Linked DNA regions of Mus musculus: all the other regions are linked to region 2. A link is a loop called in an ENCODE intact Hi-C map of the cell type or tissue named here. Cell type or tissue: left cerebral cortex. All regions are shown on one strand. Links, peaks and the distances in the headings refer to the core of each region. The heading gives the core; the rest is flanking DNA.

Evidence for each region. Peaks named below come from ENCODE experiments on the same cell type or tissue, not always from the same donor. Only the 100,000 strongest peaks of a DNase experiment are listed, where the experiment ranks them.
Region 1: a loop joins it to region 2, with 2.1 times the contacts of the local background. A loop is called at or near these places in 5 of 42 quality-filtered maps.
Region 3: it touches region 2 in a loop (3-fold over the local background); 6 of 42 quality-filtered maps call a loop at or near these places.

Annotation. Positions count from the first base shown.
Region 1 is chr6:113,677,199-113,685,614 of GRCm38, reverse strand. Irak2 (interleukin-1 receptor-associated kinase 2) reads right to left here. Exons shown (of 13, transcript NM_172161.4): 9 at 6,773-6,968; 10 at 2,820-2,882. Among named protein-coding and RNA genes, the nearest start is that of Tatdn2, 16 kb to the left of the region's middle. In left cerebral cortex, for the core only: a CTCF peak has its summit at 4,176 (motif pointing right); a DNase peak (open chromatin) is centred at 4,190.
Region 2 is chr6:113,527,702-113,533,509 of GRCm38, reverse strand. It overlaps Emc3 (ER membrane protein complex subunit 3), which reads left to right and starts at 1,872. Exons shown (of 8, transcript NM_175101.3): 1 at 1,872-2,182. The coding sequence starts at 2,028. It overlaps Fancd2 (Fanconi anemia, complementation group D2), which reads right to left and starts at 1,828. Exons shown (of 44, transcript NM_001033244.3): 1 at 1,762-1,828. In left cerebral cortex, for the core only: CTCF peaks have their summits at 1,756 and 3,326 (motif pointing right); a DNase peak (open chromatin) is centred at 1,859; H3K4me3 peaks cover 1,622 bases; H3K27ac peaks cover 674 bases.
Region 3 is chr6:113,700,543-113,708,958 of GRCm38, reverse strand. It overlaps Tatdn2 (TatD DNase domain containing 2), which reads right to left. Exons shown (of 8, transcript NM_001347356.1): 3 at 6,238-6,858; 4 at 4,053-4,925; 5 at 1,566-1,693. Mir7042 (microRNA 7042) reads right to left here and starts at 1,751; the gene lies at 1,694-1,751. In left cerebral cortex, for the core only: no CTCF peak of the experiment used is centred there; no DNase peak of the experiment used is centred there.

The DNA of each region.
Region 1 (8,416 bases), core at 1,497-6,496, 150 kb before region 2:
AGTCACAAGCATTACCAACTGCAAGCAGCTTCTCCAAGAGAGGCAACGTGAAGGGGGAGAGCTGGGGACCTAGCGGGAGGACCTAGCATCAACAGGGGCAAAGCAGGATCCCAAGGGAGTCAGAGCTACCTCTTTCAAAAGGGCATTTGAAATGTCTTACCAAGAAATAAGCAAGAAGGACAGCAAACAAACAAAACAAAACAAGACAAAACAAAACGAAGGGCATGCATGTGATTGCTGCTCAGGACTGACCCCAGAGTGCCAGGAATCATGCCACCTCCACACAAAGCAGGAGCAGAGTCAGGAGCGAGAGAGTAACTCATTTATGAGGTCAAGGCTGTAGCCCAGTTGGTCCTCTGCTTATATAGCAGCCTCAAAGCCAGGTAGACAGACAACGGTGCTGTGTGCCTTCAATCCTAACACTTAGGAAGTAGAGGCAGGAGGATCAGGAGTTCAAAGTCAACCCCTACATTTGTTGTATCAAATTGCTGTATACTTATTTGTTTTTAGTGTATGTGTGTATATATATATTTCACTGCTACATATCTATGTGCATATAAATATGTCCATATTTATAATTACATATTATAAGACACACAGCATCTTAAAGCTGATTTGACAACACGCACCTATAACCCCAGCACTCTACAGAGACTGAGGAAGAGGTCTGTAAATTCAAGGCAAGCCTGAGTTACATAGTGAGGCTTGGTTTTGCCATCTAGAATGCATCCCTACCTAGTCTCTGTCCCTTGGTCCACTCTAGTCACCCACTCAGCCAACCCTTCCTCTACAAGGCCTTCATCTGCCTCCAAACACAACTGGCTAAAAAAAAAAGTCAATGAAATGATTCCTAATGATATTGTGCTATAGTCATAGACCAATGCCTGCCCAACAATCACCAGAGAGTCACATCCAGCAACTGATGGGAACAGATGCCTAACACTAGGCTGAGCCAGGGAAACCCCACAGAAGAAGGGGGCAGAAGAATTGTGGGAGACAAAGGGGTTGAGGAGACCATGGAAACAGGGTTCACAGAATCAACTAAGCTGGGCTGACAGGGGGCTTACTAAGACTGAAGTCACTTTCACGGACCCTGCATGGGTCTGTGCTAGGTCCTCTGCATATTATATACCTTTTGCTTGTGTAGCTTGGTGTGCTTGTGGGTCTCCTCACAGTGGGAGTGAGGGCTATCTCTGACTCTCTTGCCTGCCCTTGGGACCCTTTTTCCTCCCACTAGGTTACCTCATCCAACCTTGCCATTACAGTTTGCATCTAGTCTTATTAAATCATGTTGCTATAGTCTTGTTCGGTTGATATCCCTGGGAGGCCTGCTGGGACGTTTTTTGTTTTATTTTTCCAAGGGAAATTGAGGATAAGTGGTTTTGGGAGAGAGGAGGTAGGTGGGACTGGAAGGGATGGGGGAGGTGAACTACAGTTGGGGATGTAATATAAAAGAAGAATTAAAAACAATTTAAAAGATAAAAATGAGGCAAGTGTGGTGTCATTAGACCTATGGTTCCTGGTCACTGGAAGCTAAGGCACGAAGATCGCTTGAGCCCAGGAGTTCAAGGCTAGCTGGGCAATAGAATTTTATCTCAGCGGGAGTTTCAGAATCTGGGAACACAACATGCCTGACACCATCAGAGATTCAATACCTAGAAGTAAAGATGGCTAAGGGTGCCATGGCGCTTCTGGCACTCACTTGGGGTCCAGAAAAGCATGAGCTTTTAACTATTTATCTTTGGGGAAACTTAGCCTTAACCCCGAGCAGTCGAGGAAGAAGAAATAGGCTTGTAACAGCGAAAGCACATGAGTGGTTTGCAGAGAGAGACAAGTTACCACAAAGAAAGGGGATCCAGAGGCAGTTCCCAGAGCCCCGCCCTTGAGACCCTCCAGGGAAGAAAGATCTTATTTGTAGCCAGCAACAGCATCTGCTACTGGCAGTGAGTTCACAGTGTGGGGAGCTTGACTCTATTGTCAGGGCTGTGTACAGGCTAGGACAAAGTGTCCTTGACAAAAGCATCAACCAGGAACCCAGGAGAGGCTCAAGAGCCAACTCCCAGGACCCAGGAAATGTGAAGGAAAATTAGAGCGAGCGACTAGTGAGTGAAACCACAGGACAAAATGTCAATCAGAGCTGGGGCGTGGTGGCACATGCCTTTAATCCCAGCACTCGGGAGGCAGAGGCAGGCGGATTTCTGAGTTCGAGGCCAGCCTGGTCTACAAAGTAAGTTCCAGGACAGCCAGGGATACACAGAGAAACCCTGTCTCGAAAAACCCACCAAAAAAAAAAAAAGGCAATTGGAGGTAGGGGGAGGGGAGGGGTAAGGACAACCCCACCCTCACCCCACCCCCGACTTGATTAGCAAGGACTCACCAAAGAAAGGAAGGCAGGCTGAAACAGAGGAAAAGGCTCACTCAGAGGGCTGCAGCTGACTGTGTGGCACAAGTCTGTAATCCCAGAACTCAAAAATAGGCAGAGGCAGGAGGATGACCAAGAACTCAAAGCCATCCTAGACCATAATGTAAGATCAATCCCCTCACAGATATACATACCCCCCACACACAAAAAAAAAAAGAAAAGAAAAGAAAGAAAAGAAGAAGAAAACTAAGGCTAGAATGAGGCTTAGCAGTTGCATACACACGGCAGCGCCAGTTGCTGTGCTTCTAAAATGGCAGTGTGGGAAGATGTCATGGATGCCAAGAGCTCTGGTCTGAGGCCTGAGAACTTTGCATGTGGTGGGCAAGGCCCTCCCTGCCCACATGGACGTGTGCCCAAGGATACCAGCCAACCAACCCGAAGTGACTGGATCTCTTACCAGGTAAACTGGACTGCGGTCCTTGTCCATCGCAGGGATGCCGGTAAGGACCTCGGCCAATACCTGGGTAGGAGAGAACACAGAGTTGACACACACAGTCAGCAAAAGACTTAGACAATGACAAAGGCTTCATCTTTTCTGATATTATTACTGTTAATACTATTATTATTTAATAATAATAGTAAATAAAATAAATAATAATTTATTTATTTATTGAGTGTGTGTGTGTGTGTGTGTGTGTGTGTGTGTGTGTGTGTTGGTATTCACCCGCCATGGCACTTGCACAGAGGTCAGAGAGCAACTTGTGAGAACTGGAGCTCACCTCCCACTGCGTGGGTCCCCGGACTGGAACTCAGGTTGTCAGGCTTGGCAGCAAGCACCTTTTCCCACTGAGCCATGTTGCAGCCCCTTTTTCTTGTTTTGGTTTGGTTTGGTTTGGTTGTTTGATTGATTGATTGATTGTTTCAAGACAGGGTTTCTCTGTGTAGTCCTGGCTGTCCTGGAACTCACTCTGCAGACCAGGCTGGCCTCAAACTCAGAAATAAGCCTGCCTCTGCCTCCCAAGTGCTAGGATTAAAGGAGTGCGCCACCACTGCCCAGCCCTTTTCTTGGTTTTTTGTTTGTTTGTTTGTTTTTGTTTGGTTTGGGTTGGTTTTTTTTGGTTTGTTTTTGTTTTTTTGTTTTTTTTGTTTTTCTTTTTTTTAAGACAAGGGTCTTTTGACATTACTCTGTAGCTGAGGGTGGCCTTGAGTTCCTGATTGTCTTGCCACCCTACCAGGATTCCCCACCCCCACCTACTTTACTCACTCACAGAGGAACACAGCCCTGAGCCAACACCCAAGTGGGAAACTGTGATTTGTACCTGTGCGAAGAGCAAGCCTGCCATTCCTGTTCATGAGATTCTCAGCAGTGTAAAAGATTCAGGAGTGAGCCAGGTGGTGGTGACGCACACCTTAAATCCCAGAACTCAGGAGGCAGAGACAGGTGGATCTCTACCCGCTCCAGGCCAGTCCGGCCTATAGAGCTAGTTCTAGGATAGCCAAGGCTACCCAAAGAAACTCTTGTCTCAAAAAACAAACAAACAAACAAACAAACAAAAAATAAAACTACAGACATGGGAGACAGACACAGAAGCCTGGACTGGAAGTCCAGCTCTGCACAAGAAGTGAGTCCCAGGGTTGGGAACTGAAACTTGGGCCAGAATCTGCATGTGTCACGTGGGGTAGAGCAGCTATGCTGCAAGATGAACAGCAATGGTGTCTCTCCCACACCCTCCTGCAACAAGTTAGAGCAGTAAACCACAGGTTAGGCACTGAGGTTACCCTGCTCACGGGGAGCGTGACAACAGTGGCCAGGAGGGGGCAGCACAGAGCACTCCATAGAAAAGGGTCTACAGTCAGTTGAGAAGAGGCAGTCAGCAAGGTCCTTGCAGGAAGGAACAGAGGAAAACAAATCAGGAGATAGACATCTCCTCTGTCTCAGCCATGTGATTCCGGAAGGAACAAGTCTCTGACAAGGGTCACTTAGTGAGCATAAAAACACTGAGACAACAGCGGGCAAGATGAGGTACTGGCGTGCAGGCCAGACTATTAGGGTTCAATCCCACAAGGTGGCAGGAGAAAGGCCACAACTCCAGATAGTTATTCTCTGACCTCCATATGCAGTATGGCATGTGCACACCTGCACACACATGCACGCATGCACATGCATATGCACACACACATGCACATAGGCACAAACATGCACACATGCACACACTCACACTAATACTACAATACCCATATATACACATCCTATTACACTCTTTTTAAATTTTATTTATTTATTTACTTACTTAATTACTTACTTATTTACTTATTTGAGACAAGTCTCTCTATAGAGCCCTCACTGCCCTGGAACTCACTTTGTAGACCAAGCTGGTCTTGAACCCACAGAGATCACCTGCCTTTGCTTTCTGAGTGCTGACATTAAAGGTATTTGCCACCACATCCAGCCCCATTACTACTCTATAAGCACCACTAACACCCCACTTTCCAGAAGGCAAAACTGAGGCCCAAACATGGGGTGGGCAGGTGTTAGATGGCGGAAGTGCCTGGACTGCACTAGGCCATACTGCCTGGTAGTTGGAGGGTCTGCCCTATTGCTTTGTTTTGACTTATTTCAATCTTTGTTTTCATTTGCTTTATTCTGTTCTGTTTGTTTTGAGATATAGTCTTCCTAAATTGCCTAGGTTCCCCTAGAACTCGCTCTGCCTCCTCTCCCAGAGAGCCACTGGTTCTCCAAGTAGGGCTGCTTAGCCTCACCGACACACTCACAGGAAACTCTAGGGGGGGATCAAATGGGGAAAATGGGAGCCAGCAGAGTGGCCAGCCAGGGGCAGAAGGAAACTGAATCTGGGACACAGAGGTCCAGTTGAGGGCAGAAGGCGGCCTGGTGAGGGCTCCAGAGGCAGATGTGAACAGACAGAAGACTGTGGTCACAGAGAGGAAGGACAGAGTTCAAGACAGGGAGGAAGGCACATGCAAAGCCCTGAGCGCAACAGTCTGAGTTTGGCTGCAGGCAACAAACTGTGCATCTCGGGTCACATTCCCAATGCTGTGGAACATTCTGTGGTCTTGCAACACCAAGTCGGACAGACAGACAGCAAGAAAACCAGGCTCTGCTGTCAAGTGGGGTTGCAGGGGCTTGCATCACCTTCTCTGCTGGGTTCACAACAACCAGGTCACAGGGTCAGCACCCTATTAAGTCTGGAATGAAAAGCCCGCTTGGCTTTGCTCGACAGTATCTTCCAAACCTATCCGTCCTCTCAGCCCTTTTAACACACCCATCCTGCAGACATCAACAGGACTCAGTGTGTCCTAAAGATGAACTGAGCAGACTATCAGGCTCAGACTACAGACGCTTTACAGTACGCCCTGAGCACCCGGCACCCGGTCCTGAGGCAGGGTATGCAGGAGAGGTAGATGGTCACCGATGGAAGAGTGATGAAGAAACATGACAGAGAAATAGGTGGTAGGCCAACAGTATGGACGGGAAGCAGGAAGTCGAGAGATAACATCTACAGCCCACAGAATCACCAACCATACACAGTTTCTGTATATACCTGTTTACCATTTTTTAAGAGTTTCTGACACAAGGTTAAGTTGACCTAGAACTCGCTATGTAGCCCAGGCTAGCCTGAACTAAAAGCAATCTTCCTGCCTTGACTTTCCAAGTGCTGGGATTACAAACATCTACCCCCATGCCCAGCTATGTAAACCTTTTTAACCATGAAAATCACTTATAACTCAGAAGCCATGTAAAATAGACCATAGAAGTTAGGCCTGGTTGCACACAGCTGCAATTCCAGTACTCAAAGGGCTGAGGCAGGATCGTGGTTGGTGGCTAGGCTGGACCACAGGGACCCAGTGACACCTTATTGCAAAAATTTGGGAAGTATGGCTCAGTGGTAGAACACATGTCTCGCATGTCTGAGGGTCTCGGTATTATCTCCGGTACCAAAAATGGGGGTGGGGAGGCAAATTAGGGACATACGTCAGTCCGTGAATGGTCACCTTGTGAACATAGGACTTGAGAGCTCAGATCCTGAGATTCTCATATACAAATGCCAGATGTTGTGGTATGCACTTGTAATTCAAGCCCTGGGGAGACTGAGACAGGAGGATCCTTGGGGTTCACTGGTGAGTCTAGCCTAACTCGTGAGCTTCAGGTCCATGAGAGAGCCGATCCCAAAGGAGGTCGATACTACCTGAGCGTCTCACTCGAACTACACCCCCATCCCACACCCCACACATAATGCACACCCACAGACTAAGAGCAAGTGAAATAAACGGTTTTCAAAGATGCCTTTGTCTCGGATCTGGCCTGGAGGCCACAGTCCAGCAGCCTCTGCTGTAACTCCACGCAAGCCCCACGCTTACAGCCAGCCTGTGGGCAGACGAGGAAATGCTTACAATTCCACAGCTGAAGATGTCCACCTGCTTGGTCAGCTGCCCCACTCTGATGAAGTGTTCCGGCAGATATGCAGCTGAGGCCTGGAACAGGTGAGTCCTCATGACGGTATATTTGGTCTTTTTATTGTCGGGATGAGGGTGAGCCACAGGATGAGCCAGCTTGGGGTTAAGATGCTGGTCCAGCAAGACGTTGGCACTGCGGGAAAGCAAGTGAAGAGGTTGCCGTGGAGACACACTGGCCAAACAATTTAGCACTGGGCAAGCGTCAGCCCTGGGAATGGTGGAGTGGAGGCACTCACAGAAGACACTCAACATGAAATAGCCAGCCATAAATGGGTAGGACCTTGGAAACCCACTCACTCCATTAAATGGAAATGGAGCTGAAAATTGGCCTAGTTGCCCCAGGAATATGCAGGAAATGCAGACTTCTACTCCCCACAGATGCCAGCCCTGGCCGGCCCCACCGCTCATCAGGTCAAGCCCACTGCTCATTCTGGCCTAGACTCCTCTAAAGCTGTTCCCATTACAAGCTCTGGCCTCTCTGGGGCCAACCCAGACACTGGCATCCTTTATAACCCAGTTACATCCTTTGTAACTCAGTTTGCTCAGGTTGTAGGGAAGGGGAGCTTTTTTTTTTTAATTTTTAAAGGGAGAAGTGAAAATATACTTTGATCCAGTCATAATTGGAGGGAGAGAAAATTCTCAGAGAGAGAATTCCTTGGGGGAGGGGGTATGCATGCCACATCTTGCCAGGGGAGCTCAGTGGGAAGTTTTGCAGGCTCTCTCCTTCCATCATTTAGATTCAAGGGATCAAACTCAGGCCATCAGGCCTGGCAGCGAGCATTTTCACCCGCTGAGCCATCTCACTGGTCCACCGAGCAGTATTTGAAAAAGAAGACACCAGGCCAGGCACAGTGGCAGCTCACCTATAATCCCCAGCACTTGGGAAACTAAGATAGAGCTGCTGGAAGTTCGAGGCCAGTGTAGGCTACGTAGTGAGCTTCAGGTCAGCCTGGGCTACACTGGTAAGTTAGAGGCCAGTTCTGCTCGACAGCAAGACTTTGTCTCAATAAACAAACAAAAAAAAAGTTTAAAAAATCTTTTTAATAATAGCCAGCAACTCCAATATCTACTATTAGGAGTATCTAAATAAGTGTGAGCAAGCCGCTTCACCGCAAGGTTAAGAAATCACAACAAGCCGTGAAACCTTGCAACATGGGGAGGCAGAGGAGGAACTGAGAGCCGTGAAACCATCCAGTCTTAGGGGTGAGGATTTGCGTGGGAGGACGACGCAGCTGGATGGTGGAGCACGCCCAGGGTGATGGGGCCATCAAATGCAAGTCAGGAGGGGAAAGAAGAAAGGGCTTTTGAGCTGGCTTGTACCACAGGAGAGGGAACCTTGAGGAACCACAAGACCTCTATGGTCGTGCAGCTGGTTCTGCTAAATGCCTTGGACTCTTGGAATCTCTCCCGTGATGGCAGTTCTCTAGTTCTTGGAAACCTGACACTAAGATGCGGGGGATAGGAAACCTGGAAAACTCCCTGACAAGGTCTATCGCTAACCGACAAGCAAGGCAGGCACTGAGCAAAGTTCAAATGGGGAGCTCAAATCCCAAGGCTGGGCACAGCTCCCAGATGGAGTGC
Region 2 (5,808 bases), core at 809-5,808:
TGAGACTCAAGACCATCACCTAAGCTGCTCTCTAACAGGTTACTTCAGTACTGTGTCATGGTGGTGCTAAGGACTGAAGGTATAAGACAAGACAAACATCAAACATTGCAAAACAAGACAGACATCATTCCAGCGTGCAGGAGGCGTACAGCATTACAAGGTCTTAATGTATTGAACTACGTCTGTGTGACTGCAATCGAAGAGAAGCCAGGGAATTGAGTGAGAGCTTATGAGGACCGTTAGTCTACCTGTAGGTGGAGCAGTGAAGAAAAGCAGGAACAATTTTTCTGAACACGTTTTCCGTTTCAACATCATAGCTTTGTGTGTGCTAGGACAGTCATTTTTATTTTTAAAATATCTAAATCTTAGGTGTATGATGATTTGCCTGTGCATACGACTGTGGACCATGTACACACTGGATGCCTGCATAGGCCAGAAGAGAGTATTAGAGCCCCCAGAAGTGAAGTTACAGATAGTTATGAGCCACTATGTGGGTGCTGGGAAAGGAGCCGAGATTCTCTGCAGAGCAGCAAGTGTTCTTAACCACTGAGCTATTTTTCTAGTACGTATTTATTTTTAAGACAGGATTCCACCATGTAAATTGGACTGGCTGGTCTACATAGTTACCAGTTACATTCTAGGCCAGCTTCAGATATACAGTGAGGCCCTATCTCAATAACCAACAAACAAACAACCTTGTCTTATATGCTCTAATTATAATCTACATATTTCTCACATGCTAACTTAAGAAAGATACCATTACTAGTCTCCTAATCAGGGGAAGGGCTGAGGTTCTAACTCTAAAAAGTCTGGTTCCAGAATCTGTACTCCTTGTTTTGTTCATTTATTTTTGGTTCTTAGACAGGCCAGAATCTGTGGGTTTTGTCTTACTTTCAACTTCTAGGGTCTTGTGTAGCTGTTTGGTCTTGAACTCATACATAGCCAAAGGCAACTTCTCCTGCCTCCACCTCCTAAAAGCCAAGACTATGGGCTATTATTATTATTACTGTTTTTTATTTGGTTGGTTTTGTTTTTTTGTTTTGCTTTCTTTTGTTTGAGACAGGGTTTCTCTCACTCTGAGGACTGGCTGACCTTGATCGAACTCAGAGATCCAACTTCCTCTGTCTCTCAAGTGACACCACCACCCAGCTTCTCTCTCTCTCTCTTTATTTTTCTGTGTATACAATGTTCTGTCTGCACATCAGAAAAGGGTATCAGATTTCATTATACATGGTTATGAGCCACCATGTGGTTAAGGGGAATTGAACTCAGGACCTTTGGAGAAGCAGCCAGTGCTCTTAACCTCCAAACCATCTCTCCAGACTAGGGCAATGGTTTCTATTAAGGATTAACGTTCCTGGGCTGGTGAGACAGCTCTGGGATTAAGAGCGTTTACTGCTCTTGCAGAGGACCCAGGTTCAGTTCCCATTCAAACATGCGGCTCAAAACTGCCTGTAACTCCAGTTCTAGGGAATCCTGCGCCCCTTCGGGTTCCTATATGCATGTGGTGCACATAAACACAGAAGGTCAAATCATACATATACATTAAATAAGTCTTGCCAAAAAAAAAAAAAAAAAAGCCTCAAAAACTAAAAACAGGTTCAAATTTCTTATTATACGAGATTTCTTATTATGCGTTTCCTACAATAATATGTAATCACTGACAGCCACTTTTCAGAGGGAAACACTAGAACAAGTCAGGGCCGTCTGACTTCGGAGAGATACCATCTCGCTCCCAGGAAAGCCTAAAAAGCCACTAACCTGGGGACCCGCCAGTTGCTTCCCTTCGTTTTCGACTTTCCCGCTAGAAGAACGGCGCTCTGACGCCATCAAAGCCGCGCCGTGGCGTGACGTTACTCGCCCGCACCGGAAGTTGACGGCCTGGCGGCCCAGCTGGAAACAGTGCGCGGAGAAAGCTAGGCTGCCCCAGATTCCACGCCAGCCAGACTGAGGGGCGGGTGAAGGCCCGGAGCCGAAAGCCGGGAGGAACCCAACTCCTCCCGACCCGCAGCGAACTCTCAGCGAAGATGGCGGGGCCCGAGCTGCTGCTTGACTCCAACATCCGCCTCTGGGTGGTCCTGCCCATCGTTATCATCACTTTCTTCGTGGGCATGATCCGCCACTACGTGTCAATCCTACTGCAGAGCGACAAGAAGCTCACCCAGGAACAAGTGTCTGACAGGTCAGTACCCTCACCCTATCCTGCTGACCTCACTCCCGGGTGACCTTGGTCAAGAAAGTGCAGGGATTGATTGTATCACTTTAACTGAGTTTTCATCGCGCCCCTACGGGTTGACCTTGGCGGTTAGCTGTGTTTCATTTTTGTCAGTAAAATGGGAATAATCTCAGTACCTACCTAATAGAGAGAGCAGGCATGTAGATGTTAGATTGGATGATACCTAAAAGCCTTTAGCCCAGGGCCTTGCATGTACTAAGTGTTTAAGAAAACGTTCTTAATATTGTTAGGCTAGTTGCCAACCGTCAGTGAGGTTCTCTCTGAACTATCCTGCTCCATTCCGTTATTAAGAGTACCCACTGAGAGTCAGATGCAATATTCCCTTGAGTCCTGCTAACATCCAGGCAAGTGAATTTCATAATCTACACTACCAAAGAACTGTAGTGATCTGCTGAGATGCTAAGGTATAAAGTGCCTCCAAAGCTTGGAGACTACCACAGAGACGTGTGAGGAGTTGCGATGGACCATTCCACCTGCCTCCTCTCCTCACTTGCCTTCTTACAGTGCTTTTCTGTGGGAGACAGAACTTTGACATAACTTCAGCCACTTCACATTAAAATCAGTAACAGTTTTCAATCACTTATTCTAGTCATTTTCAGAGACTAGCTGAAGACAGTGCTGCTGGTTCCTTGACTTGTCCAGATCACATAGGAATCACTTTAATGAAGAGAAACGTTTCAAACGTTTCTGCAGAGAACAGAAAACAAAAACCAAAACAAAACAAAAACCTCATTTTGCCGGGCGTGGTGGCACACACCTTTAATCCCAGCACTTGGGAGGCAGAGGCAGGTGGATTTCTGAGTTCAAGGCCAGCCTGGTCTACAGAGTGAGTTCCAGGACAGCCAGAGCTATACAGAGGAACCCTGTCTCGAAAAACCAAAAAAAAAGAAGAAGAAGAAAAAAAAAAAAAAAACCTCATTTTATCGTATTTAAAAGTTACTTTCTTTTTGTGGCAAGTAATACTGGATTTCCATTTGCTGGTGATTTAAAGATCACCTTAAATTAAAAACACTTTAAAAAAAAAAAGATTTATTTTATGTATGTGAGCACACTGTTGCTGTGTTCAGGCACACCAGAAGAGGGCATCAGATCTCACTATAGATGGTTGCAGCCACCATGTGGTTGCTGGGATTTGAACTCAGAACCTCTGGAAGAGCAGTCAGTGCTCTTAATGGCTGAACCATCTCTCCAGCCCTAAAAACACTTCTTCTGCAATGAGGCTGTGATGTAACTCAGTTGGGTACAGTGCTTGGACAGCTGGCTTTGAAGCCCTGGGTTCCTTACCCCAGCATAAGCCAGCTATGGCAGTGTAAGCCTGTAATGCCAGGACTCAAAGATGGAGGTAGGAAGATCAGAAGCTCAAGCAAGCTACCTATAGACTGGAGGTCAGGCTGGTGCACATGAGAGTCTGTCCCCCAAAATGTCCAGCTTGGGTATTTTCGATTGTCTTTTTTTTTTTTTTTTTTTTTGTCTTTCCTTATTCTGCTGCTGATAATAATAATAACAACAGCAATAATAATAATAAGCCAGCTTTATGAAACATTCTAAGCAGGTACAATGATAAGGACTTAACATTTGTTAATTTATTTAAAACCAAAAAGCAACTCAATGTGGTTGATACTGTCCTCATTTTATAGAAACTGAGACTTTAACAGAGTTCCGTAATAGTAATGGATGATGACAATTCATGACTTTAAGCTAAATCTCGTGGTTCCCAAGCCTAGGTTCTTTCTTTTTCCCAACAGTGCCCACTATGACTATTTTGTGTGCCATTAGTTTCAGAGCTGACTAGAGACAGCCCCCTGAAGCAAGCCTTAGGAAGTTAGCTTAGTACAGACTTGAAAACTACAAGAAGATGGGGAGTGGAGAAAACTCAGTAATTTAAATTTTATTTAGTTTTTTTTTAAGTATCTACTTTTGCTAGCATGGTGGTGCATGCCTTTCATCCCAGCACTCAGGAAGCAGAAGCAGGTAGATATGTGAGAGTTCCAGGGCAACCTGGTCTCTTTAGAATGTTCCAGAACAGCCAGAGCTACATAACAGAGAGACCCTGTCTCAAAAAAAAAATGTATTTTTGTTTTGTTCTTTGTGATTGAGCGTTTGCCTGCATGTATGAATTGTGTATGTACTGTATGTGTCGTGCCTGCGGAGGCTAGAGGAGGGGGGTGGATCCACTGGAGTTGGAGTTATAGAAAACTAGTTGTGAGCGGCCATGTGGGAGCTAGGAACTGAACCAGGCTCCTCTACAAGAACAACAAGTGGGTTAACTGCTCAGCCATTGCTCCAGCCTCATTCAACAGTTTCTGATTCCTGTAAAATAATTGTCATTTTATCCTCACAACGAAGCATGCTATCCTAACCCCGCTTTTATAACTAAAAGGAAAATCAGAGAAATCAAACAGCCTTTCCAAAGTCATCAGGGTAATAGAGCATTGCATTTGTACAGATTGAGTGTAACTATGTGATGCAGTTTTCTGCCCTGGTTCACCTCACAGTTTTAGAGTGATGATTCTAAATGACATCAGACCCTCAGCTCTTTTAGTATTCTTTTTTTTGTTGTTGTTTGTTTTTTTTTGGTTTTTTGTTTTTTTTGAGACAGGGTTTCTCTGTGTAGCCTTGGCTGTCCTGGAACTCACTCTGTAGACCAGGCTGGCCTTGAACTCAGAAATCCACCTGCCTCTGCCTCCCGAGTGCTGGGATTAAAGGCGTGCGCCACCACTCCCGGCTCTTTTAGTATTCTACAGATGAATTATACAGTTTATATATAAGAAGGTTGGTTGGTTTGTTGGTTTGTTTTTCAAGAACTTTTAAAAGGTAACACAGTGTCCGAGGTGTAATAATCAGAAATAAAGGAAAGAGATTTTTAGTATGCATTTCATACATGCATATTTGTGCACAGCTATCTTACAAGATGTCATATGCATACATCTAGCTATAAAATCACAACTAGGACAGATCAATTGTGGGCTAAAGCAGATGATGTCACAGAGGCAGTACTGTCTATAAATGGTATACTAAGTCTACCCAGAACCTGTTTATAAACTTAGTAGCTAGAAAGCCTGTGCTCCTTCCACACTGGAGTTAGGTTTGCACCTTAGATAACTAGAATAGTTGAGTGAGGTATACAGAAGTAGTGTAGGACATAGGACCATTCCTTGTTACATAACTACCTAGCATTGAGGATATCATAACATCTCTAAATCCATGACAAGTGACAGTTATATGGCATTTCTCCTCCACACTGTCATTACGACAATCAAAAAAGTTCCAGATATGTCAAACAGGGTAGCTTACACCTAGACTCCTAGAGCAGGGGAAGCTTACGTAGGATCACCATGGGTTTGAGATCAGATAGGGTAAGGGCTATAGTGTAAGACATTGTCTCACACCAACCCTTTCCCTTGAAATAGCCAGGGATAATGGTACACAACTATAATCCCAGCACATGGAAGGATGAGGCAGGAGAATTGAGACGTCATGGCCAGCCTGGGCTCAGTGAAACACCTTCTCAAAAGAAACAAAAAGTTGCCCAGATTTCCATAAGGCCTCTAGAGGGTGGTACTATCCCTGTG
Region 3 (8,416 bases), core at 1,497-6,496, 170 kb before region 2:
GCCTCTGCTTTTCAAGAGCTAGGATTAAGAATTTTCTTCTTGAATGTGACAGTAGTTCACGTTCTTAGGCAAGAAATACTGTCAACTCATCTGCAAATCAGGGCTTTGAACAGCCACAACTCTCCATCAAGAGAATTAGTCTTGTCTCTTAGCTTTGGTCCAGCTGTCTCTTTAAAGACAGCCATGGGTTTTTTGTTTTGTTTTTGGGGGGTTTTGAGACAGGGTTTCTCTGTGTAGCTCTGGCTATCCTGGAACTCACTCTGTAAACCAGGCTGGCCTCGAACTCAGAAATCCCCCTGCCTCTGCCTCCCAAGTGCTGGGATTAAAGGCATGTGCCACCACTGCCCAGCAAGACAGCCATTGTTAAAGTCCTGAAAACCCAACCATTTCTCCACTGCACCTCAGACCCTGCTTCAGTCCCCATGGGTGGAAGCATAGTAGATGAAATCCCAGCCCCTTCTGCCGCCCAACAAGATCTAGATTTGGATCCAGCCTCCCTGAATACTGTTCATTCCTTCTGCCCAGCTAAAGCGCTCACTCACATGTCAACCCCTGACCATTTATTTCTAGCCAGGCTAAAGAGCCCCTAACCTTGGCTCCCTCTGTATCTAAGTCCACCTCTGTCCTACACTCCGCATACTCCATTCCCAGGAGCCCTTGTCCGTCTTTGACAGCTCCCCAGTGGCATCCCCAGAAATGGCTCATGCCTAGTACGTGCAGTGTAGGGATGCAAGGGAGTTTCCTAGACTAGGACTGGTTGCCACTGAGAGGTAAAACAACCTGGACCTTTAATGCCACCTGGGCAAATGGAGTTTTTAATCAAGTATGGTGGCACATATCTGTAATCTCAGCAGAGGGGAGACAGGCAGGAGGATCAGGAATTCAAAGCAATCCTCAGCTATAAATCTGAAGTCTGGGGGCTAACATGAGACCCTATCACAAAACAAAAAAGAGCTTTCAAATTCGAGTAAGGAAAAGAAATATAAGCAGTATCTATCTTTTCAGAAACCTTGGAAAGCTCTCTGTATGATGAGCTACTGGACCCTACAGCAGCCACTCCCACATCTGAAAACAGGAAGCCTCTTACAGCTCATTGGTAATTAAAGGGTATTAATTTAAGCTTTTAAAAAATTACTGTATAAGCAGAGTCAAGTGCCAAAAGTTTCCTGTGGTTCTACTTAATGTTTAATTCATTTAAAAAGATCCTCTACACGTAACAGGAAGCCAGGTGTGCTGCACACCTTGTAACCCCAGTATTCTGGAAGCTGAAGCAATGGATGATATCTATGAGGTCCAGGCTAACCTAGGCTTTCAAGATCCTTGTCTCAAAACTGACAAACTTTAATGTAATACAGAGGGAAGAGGTAGAAATGATATAATAAAGTATTCATATGTGAAAATCTAAAAAAAGAAAATAATTTCAAGTTACTTTTAAAATGTAATAAGGATTGAGATCGCAAAAAGCCTCACAAACCACCCAGATAGCATGACTGCTTTCCTGGAGTTTCTGTCATCTGCAGCTAGTGCAGGAATGCCATGTGCCCACTGAAACTGCAGCTCCTAACCTATGGATCTTGTAGTCAGAGGGCACAAATTTTCTCATGATATCCAACAAATCTTCATCAGCTTCACGGCAGTGAATGACCAAGGGCTTCTTCAGAGACACAGCCAGCTTCAGCTGCCTCTCAAACACCTGAGAGAAAACAAAGGGACAACAGCTAATTAGTGGCCCTTCTGCTGTCTCTAATTCTTTGCTTCTAAACTGTACAATAGAATTGTAAACATGATCACCATCTACTAGTCCTTTCTACATTGCCGATTCCTCAAAGCCCTCAAATCACTATCTTGTGCTGCTCACCAACCTGCAATCCTCACTGGTCCCCTAGGGAGACACTATGACCAACCCAGAAAGCAGTAACCCAGAACTTGAGGACCCTGCCCCAGCACCCCGAGGTTTGGTTCCCTGAGCAGCTAGCAAAGAACACTGTGCAGGCATCCAGTAAACAGCAGCTACACAAGTGTGACACTTCAGTGAGGAGCTCTCTGAACTGCTCCTCTTCCCTCGGCACACCTAACCTATGCCACTGGCACTATCCTGGTTTATGGTCTGTCCCTATGACACAAGCTAGAATCATTTGAGAAAATGTCCCCACCATATGGCCTTGTGGGGGATTTCCTTGATTGATGGTTGACATGGGGAGGCCCAGACCTCTGTGGATAGCACCACCCCTAGACTGGTAGTCCTAGGGTAGGTAAGAAAGCAGGATGAGCAAGCCATGGGAGTTAAGACCGTCAGCAGCATTCTTCTAAGGCCTTTGCTTCAGTTCCTGCCTCCTAGTTCCTATTCTAGAGTTCTTGTAGTTATTGTGTTTATAACTACAACAGAAATTCTCAGTAAGATAGAGCCCAAGTGGAAAAGCATTATGTCTCACTATCCTGACACTCTATTTTCCCCCATGTGTTCAGATGTAGTTACTTTATATATGTGTCACATGGCTAATACATTACTACCTGAAGCCAGATATGAAAAGAACCAGATGAAAACCAGCAAGCCAAATTCTGCAGTCAGGATCCCAACACTCCAGTCCCAAGGCCTATACAGCCTGCAGGATGCACATTCGGAGATTTCAAAGGCCTGCTAGCTGCTCTACCACATACATACATACATACATACATACATACATGCATGCATGCATGCATGCATGCATGCTCTACCACAACCACCACCTGGGAGCCAGAAAAGGATGGATGAACAATAGGAGGCAGCGGCACCCCCATCAGAGAAGTACACTGAAAGCCTCGCAGGACTCTTCCCCTACCTAAATGTCAAGTTCAAAAAATACTCAGGAAGAAGACAATGTTATAACTGCTAATAGTCATTATCTCAAATTGAAAGAGAATTAGTCTTCTTCGTACATTTTTGTACTTTTTAAAGTATTCTGTAACAGGCATACTTCATTTTATAAAACCAAAACAAACCTGTGAGATGGTACTATACTTGGAGAGGTAGACCCAACATACAGAGTTAAAGGTCGTCCTCAGCTAGATCGAGTTCAAGGCTACCTGAGATACATGATACCTAACCTCAAACAAGAAAATGAACTTTAAAAAAGTGTGCTGCTGTCAGACAGAAAGCAACTATCTTAGCACTGACACTAGCCATAGAAGGATTCCTATGTGCTGGGCAGCAGACCTTTAATCCCAGAGCTTGTTGAGAAGCAGAGGTGGGAGAATCTGAGTTCGAGGCCAGCCTGGTCTATGTAGTGAGTTCCAGGACAGCCAGGGCTACACTGAGAAACCCTGTTTTGAAAACCAAAAAAAAAAAAAAAAAAAAAAAGTAGTAGTAGTTTCAAAACAGGCAGCAGCAGGAGAGACTGCTCAACAGTTAGGTATATTTCCTGTCCTTCCCGAGGACCTGAGTTGATTTCCCAGATACCAGTAAAGAAGCTCACAAACACCTGGAAATCCACCAGGGCCTTTACTACCCTCTTAAGGTCTTCACCAGCTCCTGCACTCATGTACATATATTCACATATGGACACCACTAAATTAAATTAAATTAATTAAATTAGCTAGGTTTACAAAGGGAAACAAACAAAACAAATGAAATGCTATGGGGTGTGTCTCTGCAGCAGAGCACACTCCTAGCATTTGCAAAAATCCTGGATTTAATCTTCAACAATGCAAATTCCCTAACCAAACTAAACTAACAAAAACAAAACCCTCCACTAATAGAGTTTGTAAATTGGGCATGGTGGCAAGGGTTTATAATCCTGCCATGGGGAGGCTGAAGCAAAAGGACCACAATTTCAAGGCCAGTTTGATATAATGGCAAAATCATACATTAAAAAAAAAGAAAAAGCAGGAGGTATATCTTTAATCCCAGCACCTGGGAGGAAGAGGCAGGTAGATCTCTAAATTCAAGGACAGCCAGGGCTACACAGAGAAACCCTATCTGGGAGGGGGCGGGGGAAATGGCATACTAACAGCCCTTACTGGGAAGTTCAACCACTAAAGAAAATGCCTGAAGGAAAGCAGACTAGAGCCAGTACCTGGTGCTGTTCAGGAACTGGAGTAGTACACTTGTGAGAGTAGTCCAGCCCCATTTCCCCAAATGCCACAGCCTTGGGGTGGCGTAAGGCATGCAAAAGCTTTCTTTCTTGACTCTCATTATAGTATCGTGCAAAATGAGGGTGACAGCCAAAAGCCCCCCAAACCAGATCTTCTTTCAGAAGTTCCTCCCATAGGCCATCAGTCAGTGTCCTTGGATCACAGAAGTCAGAGATGCAGCCTTGAAACTCCTTAGGGAAGGAGCTGCTATAAATCTTTCTGAACTTTGTAAAGGTCCCCTTGAAAGACAGCTTGGAGTAGAGCATGTCTAGATGACAGTGGGTATCGATGAAGCCCTCTTCCAGGCTCAGCTCTCTGTGGCTCCTTGGCAAAGAGCTGGATGTGTGTTCTCTGGTGTGGTGAAGTGGTGTCTCCTCTTGGAATGTCCTCTTCCCCTTCACCTCCTCCTCCTCTGTGCTTCTGGAGAACCGAAGTGAGTGGGAATTCTGGAACCTACCTTCCTGGGCAATGTCTAGGCCTTTGGAGATGCTCTGGGACTTGGAGGAGTGAACACTCAGAAGATCCTGGCTGCTCTTCCCAGCCTGTGCCGAGTCATGGTTGCTGGATCCCACTAATGGATAACCAGGTGTCTTATGGCTGCTAGTCCAGTAGCTGGCATAGTCACACCATGGGCTACTATACAAATGAGGAGGGTACATTACACAGTCAGTGGGGAAGGAAGAGGATTCTGAAACTGCTGAGTATTTCAGTGGGACAGGTTCCTCTTGGGAGAACCTCACAGTGGCCAGCTCATCCACATCTGACCAGTCACTCCCTGAAGAGGGATGCTCCATCACCACCTCTCTGTCTGTGTGCTGCAGAGAAGAAAAGCAACAAGTCAGCTCTCCTATGGGTGACCCAACCCCTCCCTCACCCAATGCTGTGGTTGCAGAATGGTCTCTCCCCCCCAGAACAGACACTGACCTTAATCCCACTCTGCGGTTACAAAGGGTGTAAACTTAGCCTAACTTTGTGATTCAAAGGCCTTTGCAATGCAATCAGTTCAGATGAAAGCCATCAGTGTGGAACCTGATGATTGAACACTGGGACTCAAGGCAGAATTTCTCAGACTCCCTTGAAGCTAGATATTACTGCCTTTCCAGATGCTTCTAAATAAGTGTGAGAAGATTCAACGTGTACAATTTTTAAACCAAGTTCTCAAGAGAAAAGAAGTATATTATTTCCTTTTGTTTCATCTGCTTTCTACTGGCCAATGTCTAAGTAACAAACTCAATTCTATCACCATCCCCAATTTAGGCTATAAGATCGATACTGGGCTGGTGAGATGGCTCAGGGGGTAAGAACACTGACTGCTTTTCCGAAGGTCCTGAGTTCGAATCCCAGCAACCACATGGTGGCTCACAACTACCCGTAATGAGATCTGACACCCTCTTCTGGTGTGTCTAAAGACAGCTTCAATGTACTTATTTATAATAATAAATAAATCTTTGGGCCAGAACAAGCAGGGATGGAGCGAGCAGGGTCGACAGGAGTGAATGGGGTTGACCAGAGTGAGCAGAGGTCCTAAATTCAATTCCCAACAACCACATGAGGGCTCACAACCATCTGTACAGCTACAGTGTACTCACATAAAATAAATAAATGAATCTTTTAAAAAAAAATCGATACTGTATTTAGCAGGGTAGAGCATCAACACAGAAGAAGGCACCAAGATCCCTGCAGTTGGGATGGGACCCATCTTCTTAAGACAAAATTTTATTTTGTTTAAGCCACTATCATGTTGGTCTTTTTCAATAAAGGCAAACCTACACCCTACATTTAATAGAATTTTAAAGCATTTTTTAAAAAGCTGATTTGAAGTTTATTAATAACTGAAAGGAATGGCAGAAGAGAGACACTAATTTCCTGGAGTCCATGTTGAATAAAGCACTGCTTACGATCCTCAGAGGAGCTAGGAGTTAAGAGTTCTAGCCTAGAATTCCTAAGGCCCTGAGTCTGATCCTCCTAATGGTGGGAAACAGAGGTCAGGACGGGGGATGAAACTAAAAATAGTTTCATCTATATCACTTAGGATCAAACTAGAAAGACTAAATGACAAATATATGTAACTAAGAGAATTCAAAACCCAAAAACTAAACCAAAGAAATCTGGTGTGTGTTCATTTACCTTTTGAATATCTGCATGAGAGTCAGAGTTATCAAAAAATTCTAGGGCTGGAGAGGGTTTGTCAATAACTGTCCTTCGGTCCCCAAGCAGCTCCTCACTACTTTTCTTCACAGAATCTATGATCACTCTTCTGTCACTGAAGCTGCTCCTGTCTAGCGCAGACGCTTCCTTCTCCACACTGACCTTCGTATGTGACTCTTCTTTCTGAGAAACAGTAACTGTAACCTTTGCAGCTGGTCCCTCCTCAACGCTCTTGACCAGTTCTTCCCGGCTCCTGGACCGTCCTTCCCCACTCCTGGACGGTCCGTCCCTGCTCCTGGCTGGTCCTTCCACCTTCTTGCTTGGTCCTTCCACCTTCCTGCTTGGTCCTTCCTGATTAGGACAGTCTCCCAAGCTTGCCTTCCCCTGAGTGGTGGCAGCTTCTCCCTTCTTCTTGGGCATTGACTTCCCCAGGATGCCCTGGATGGCCTTCAGGTAGATCATTCTTGAGCCCTGGTCTTGAGGCCTGTCCTTCTTCCTTTTCTGGAACTTGTTGGGTTCCTCCATAGCATCACTCTGACCCTCAGCTTCTGTTGCAAATTCAGAGTTCGTAGAGCGGCAAGAACTATCTTTAGAATCAACCTGGAATTTAAAAGAAACTTTCAAAGGTTTGTTCCAAGAGCAATTTTCTACCTGCTACACTTAGTCGATGACAAGTCATTAGTGGGTCCATCAGCACAAGGGAAATCAAAGTGAGTGTGACAAGGTTAAGACTCTCCCAGAGAGGAGTTTCTCCCTCTCTACTGTGGAAAGCTCATATAATAAATAAGGTTTCAGTCACTTAAAATTCACTTCTAAAATGCAGCATGATCTCCTCTTGCCAGAGTGAGCAGGGAGCATGGAGATGTAACAGTAGAGTTGCAGTGGGAAGTGATTACACACTTCACACTAGACAAAATAACAGTTCATTGTTTTCTCACTGGAAGTGGCCCAGTCCTACTACAAAAATCAGGAAACCTAAGACCCTGACAAAGGATAGGACTGGCTCAATGAACCCAAGTCCCCCGGTCCTAAGTAAGTTCTTTTGCCCCTATGGCCTAACCTTCCTTCAAGTCTTCTCTTTCCCCAAACTGTAACCTTACTGCTAGAAGGGTACTTTCCCAAATATGACCTCAGCATGCACCAAGTCATTCTCACACCCACTCCCCACCTCCAGAAACACAGATAACTCCTCAGCCCTATTCTATCTTCTGTATGCACTCACTCCAAGAGTCCACAGGGGAGCCGCACTCAGCCTAGCATGGTCCAGCCCTCCCAAAGGCAACAGACCATGAAAACCTCCCCAGCTGTAAAACACAGCATACATGAACCCAGGGCATTCTACACTCTCTGCAGCTTGAGGATTTATATTAAGTTCCTCACAAAGTAAATACACTCTCTCAGACAGATACAGTGGCACACGCCTATAATCACAACACTAAGCTAAGGTAGGATGACCACTGTAAATGAGTCAGCCTGGGCTACATATTGAGTTCCATGTAAGTCTGAGTTATGTACTACAACTCTGGTTTCAGAAAATAAAAATAAAAGAAGCAGAAGCAGTGAGATGGTTCGACAACAAGAAGTTATTTCCCTCCAGGCGTGGTGGCATACGCCTTTAATTCCAATACTTGGGAGGCAGAAGCTGGAGGATTTCTGAGTTTGAGGCCAGCCTGGTCTACAGAGTGAGTTCCAGGACAGTCAGGGCTATACAGAGAAACCCTGTCTTGAAAAACCAAAAAAAAAAAAAAGAGAGAGAGAGAGAAGTTACTTCCCACGAGGCCTAATGAACAGGAAGCTGCAGCAGGACACCCCTCCCAGCACAGACAAGAGGATCAGGATTTCAAGGCCAAATTAAGCTGTGAGACCCTCTCAATATAAACCTAAGAGTCAACTTCTGACTTAAGAAATAACAAGAGACCCTGTCTCGAAAAACCAAAAAAGAAAAAAAAGAGATAACAAGAGGGCAAAGTGAGGTGGACCTCAGGTCTGTCTATTAACAGCAGCAGGCAATATATAACTCAGTGACAGAGACTTGCCTAGCATATTGAGGTCCCAAGGCAAACTCAGCAGGGAGTAAATAAAATAAAATGTTGGAACATCTTCCTTTTGAACACTCTGTGTGCTGACACTGAGAGCTCTGAGCTGAAAGCTTGGAGCA